2 separate regions of the Homo sapiens genome follow, and region 2 is linked to region 1. A link is an interaction called in ENCODE POLR2A ChIA-PET data of the cell type or tissue named here. Cell type or tissue: PC-3. All regions are shown on one strand.

The links. ChIA-PET counts read pairs that join two places held together with the same protein. Peaks named below come from ENCODE experiments on the same cell type or tissue, not always from the same donor. Only the 100,000 strongest peaks of a DNase experiment are listed, where the experiment ranks them.
Region 2: POLR2A ChIA-PET joins it to region 1 with 6 read pairs; 2 of 35 experiments call an interaction of 5 or more read pairs at or near these places.

What each region holds. Positions count from the first base shown.
Region 1 is chr10:33,962,455-33,964,954 of GRCh38, forward strand. No RefSeq gene overlaps it. Among named protein-coding and RNA genes, the nearest start is that of LINC02629, 60 kb to the left of the region's middle. In PC-3, no CTCF peak of the experiment used is centred here; a DNase peak (open chromatin) is centred at 1,427.
Region 2 is chr10:34,311,507-34,314,006 of GRCh38, forward strand. All of the region lies in intron 20 of PARD3 (par-3 family cell polarity regulator), which reads right to left. Among named protein-coding and RNA genes, the nearest start is that of LINC02629, 410 kb to the left of the region's middle. In PC-3, no CTCF peak of the experiment used is centred here; no DNase peak of the experiment used is centred here.

The DNA.
Region 1 (2,500 bases):
CAGCTTTTGATTTTAAGCAAGGGATGTGTGACTCTTCCTTTCACTCGAACATTGGGGGCCATTGTAGGGTTATTAATTGGCCTAATTTCAACACTGTTGTGTCCCTGGGAATAGAGAGACCTATTCTCCAAAGAGAAAAGAGGGAGAGAGAAAGAAGATTGGCCTGTCAGTGGAGCAGTCAGAACACATGCAAAATTCAGTGGGGTACGGTGGCTCAAGCCTGTAATCCCAGCACTTTGGAGGCCAAGGCGGACAGATCACTTGAGGTCAGAAATTCCAGACCAGCCTGGCCAACATGGTGGAACCCCATCTCTACTAAAACTACAAAGATTAGCCAGGCGTGGTGCTTGTGCCTATAATCCCAGCTACTCAGGAGGCTGAGGCAGGATAATCGCTTGACCCTGGGAGGCAGAGGCTCCAGTGAGCTGAGATCGCGCTGCTGCACTCCAGCCTGGGTGACAGAATGAGACTCTGTCTCAGAAAAAAAAGAACACATGCACAATTTATCAATCAAGTTGACTGGCACCCCAAAACAATTATAATAGTAACATCTAAGCTCACTGATCACAGATCACCATAGCAGATATAATGATAATGAAAATGTTTGAAAGAATTACCAAACTGTGACCCGGAGACACGAAGTGAGCACATGTTATTGGAAAAAATGGCATTGACAGATGTGCTCCAGACAGGGTGGCCACAAACTTTCAATTGGTGAAATAAACAAAGTGCAGTAAAACGAGGTATACCCATCTTTACCCCCACTTTTCTGTCCTCTGATGTGGGGGGATCACTTCAGCCCAGGATTTTAAGGCTGCAGTGAGCTGAGATCACGCCATTGCTCTCCAGTCTAGGAGACAGAGCAAGATCCTACCTCTGAAAAAAAAAAAAAAAGAACACTACGGATTAAGTGATTTTTCCTCCATTTTACCCACTGATCTATGCCTCTGGCACTGTCTGGCCACCTGATATAAGGCTAGGGCCTAGTGAAGATTGCATAGGTGGGAATAACTGATATTATTCTTCTTAGTGATGGCCTAGTTCCAGTGACCTCCTTGTCTGTATATGACAATTCCTCCCAAATTCAACCTACTCTTTCAAGATTAAATAAAAATACATTATCCTCCTTCATTTAACTTTTTCTAAGTCACACATCAAAGCAATCAGTTCACATTACCAAGTGTAGCATAAGTTGAATGGATGTGTTAGGAGCAAAATACGCACCTCCACCTTTGCCTGATGAGGAAGCCTACAGGTGCGTTGTGGACTGGCACCCCAGTGCCTCAAAAATATAACCTTAATGCACAGAGGAGTGTGCCTCCTAAGGCATTAACCATCTGTAGCAGTGTTATAACAGCAGCCCCAATCTATTTTTCACAGTGACTTCTTCATGGCTCATGGTTCCGCAATAATACTCAGAACTCAAATTGTTTCACATCCAGAAAACCACAAACTATGAATACATATATAAGCCATACCAATAAACAGAGCCATTGCTTGAATAAAGATATTTTTATTGCCACTCATTAAATTACTATGTTTGAAATGTCTTAAACAAATGCTTTGGAACAGTATCATGCCAAACGTACCCACACACACAGAAAGGCAATTCGGCTTCAAAAACAGCGTGCTCACAGCCACCATGCTCTGATTGGAGCCACATGGTGCTCTGGGCTTCCATGTGTTGGCTTTTCCACCAAAACCAACTCAGAACATTTCCTCCAAGGACCCCTTTCCCATTTCCTCCCCTCTTCTGATTTTGGACACATTTGAAGAAACTTGAATGTTCTTTATCCTTTACCCAAGGGTAAAAGAAAACACAAAATGATCGTGATCAGATGTTTATTTAACATCTATAGAGAGCCCATATATATGTGTTTTTTAATCCCTGAGCTATCAAGACTACATTTTACCTGTTCAAATAAAGATTAACCCACCTCCCAGCCATAATCAGTATCCAGTTAATTTTTAGGAGGATGCTAGAAGGATGATATACCACCTGAGTGGCTGCCTGGAGCCTGGGGCATGGAGTTGCAGTGCTTGGTGTGATTACCTGGGCAGAGCCAAGGCACCTCATGAAGCTGCGGATGGGGAGAAGCCCTGGGATACTTCTCACCTGAAACACAGATTGGTAGAGCACAGCCCCAGCTCATGGGAGAAGAAATGAAATGATGAAAACTTACTTTACATAGGAAGAAGCTGAGATATGAAGTTGACTCCACTTATCCAAGACCCCACAGCTCCTGAGAACTGGAAAAAAAGAGTAAGACTGAGGTCTAACAGGCTTCAAAGCCCAAACCGTTCCTGCCCCATCATTTAGAATCCAAAGAAATCCTTACAACAAGATTTCACTTTAGCATAAGAAAAGAGTACATTTCAACCACAGAACAATAAAATATTTATTTCATTGAATGTCAGTTGTTCAATAGTTAGTACCGTTTAAAAGCAGAGTTTGACCAGATGCGGTGGCTCACGCCTGTAATCCCAACACTTGGGGAGG
Region 2 (2,500 bases), 350 kb after region 1:
CAAACCACAGTAAGGACCATTGGAGATCCACCTGCACTAGCATTGGATCTGTGATTCGAACACTTGGCCGGGCAGACTCTTTCCAGAAACATTTATGAAAGAGTGTGTGCTCTCTCGACACGTGGTCTCAGCAAACCTTGGGATTACTATATGCCAAAGTAGCTCTGCTTTTTTCACACGGGAAGAACCTGCTGGTTCAGCCATCTAAGCACAGAAATTTATTTTCCTACACCACCACCCCCCTGCCAACCACCCATTTTTGGTCTAAACTCTGTAATCCACAAAGGGACTGAAACCTTTGCCAAAAAGGCCCTTTCAAACTGGTCCATCTGGTCATGAATCTATCCGTTGCATCTCATCCCTGATGGGTGACTGTACCAGCCCACACACCTCTTTGCCTCTGCCCTGAATCACCTGTAACATCTGCCTGTGTCCCAAAGTCACTGGTGGTTACACAACACAACCAAATGGGTGGTGGCCCTTTACAGAATCTTGAAAACTCTGATTCTAATATCCAATGGGTGTGTGCTGATGATTTCTGAATACGCCAGCAGTGAGAGGACTATGGTTTTCCACTATGAAAAGGGGCCAATAAAGAAAGGAAAGAGAAAAAAACACGTCTCTGCCTTTTCAAGCGTAATTTAAACCCCAAGCTTGAAATCAAGATCCAAAAGTTCCAAATGGATTAATAAGGAAATTACTAAACCATCAAACTGCTGATGTCGTAAACAAAATTCGTCAACAGCCACTAAGAATTCATTAAAAGTAAATTTATTGTTTGTTTAAAAAAAACAACAACTGTGCAATATGTGCTGTTCAAGACATGTTTTGAATCGCTTTGTTGTTCATCTCTTCTCGGGCTTCAGTTTGGCAAGGCTAAATGAGAGACACGGTACAGACACACAGTTAGTACAGGTGAGGAAAGCAACAAGAATCTGTGTTTGTTCTTTTCTCAAATGCCTAAGATGTATAATCCAAACTACGACATTCAGTTTTTAAAACCTGATTATGTTCATTGTGTTCTGAAAATGATCATATTCTAAAAAGGAAAAGAGAGCAATAAATCTGATTTCAGCCAAACAAGGTTACAAACTAAATTATCTATTTCCTCTTCAAAACTGAATAAAACAATGCTTCGGGGACCCAGGTAATCATTTTAAATGTAATTGGAGGATTCAATTTTAATGGTAATATTGCAACATTTCTTTTGCTTTAGCTTTCTGCAGTGATAGGTTCTCAGCTATCACATATGGACAACAGCTAGAAATAAATCTGAGACATGTACAATAAGGTCACGTCTAAGAACCTTCAGTTTTAGAGTACATACAATTCTATGATATTCAAACGATAACAGTTCCAATTTTGCAGCAAAGCAATATCAAATTACACTTACTCTAGGGCTCACAAAAAGCGAGCACATGATTTTAACTTCTTAATATCTGACAATACAGTATTTTATTATCTTGCTGGTTATTTCAATTTGGAGATTAAAAACTAAGGCAAAACCATGTTGCTTAAGAAGGCTGCTTTCCTTTAAAAACGAACACATTTAAAACATTAAAAAACATATCTCCCTCCTCCTAAAGTACATACTCAATTTCCTCTTTCGTGACAATTTCATACAATTGAAGAATTCTCAGAAATATCCTCCAGTATTAAATTTGAATAGCCGAGTGTCTGAGAATCAAACATACACAGACTCAAACTTTGTGCTCCCCGCTTTGCTCTGCAATCTGCACACAGAATGATTACATTTACAAGTCATGTTTACCTGTTTTGTAAGCACACTCAGGTTTCTTAGATACAAAGCCATTTTAATTAAGGTGATAGAAGCTCCTTGTGTGCAAAAGATGTAGTATGTATGAGGAGAAATTAATACAAACAGGAAAAACTTTGCATTTGTTATTTGATTCCTTATAGATTTAAATTTCTGATTTAAGACTTGCATTAAGGCGGCTTTTGTAGTTCATATACTCCATAATTTATAAACAGAAGAGTGATTCATATGACTCACATTCTTTCCTAGAGCTGTTTATTAATAATTAAATCATCTTTGTGACTACCATTCAATGTGTCAAACAGAAAACCATGCTGTCTGTATATGCCAATGACTAAAAATATCTACTCAAGGTACCATCATTTCCTCTGGTAGAGTTTTTAAAACAAGGCCTATCTATTTGACCCTCATCATATTTAACCAAATATCACAGACAACCTGTTGGGGTAGGAATAGTGTATGAGTGGGAGTTGCAGGGAGGCAACAGGATGATGGGGGTAGGACAGGATGGTAGAGGGAGGAGAGCCTGTGAGCCTGTTTTTAAAGGAAAACATATTACTTCCTCAGGCAGACTAAAGAGAACAAGCTCATGTGCTGCTATATTTACCTACAAAACTAGACTCCCACTACTGAATGTCCCTTAGCCTTTTGTTTTCTGAGCTACAAGATAGAAAGAAAAGGATCACACACACAGACACACCCCTACTTTATACTTCAGGCCTG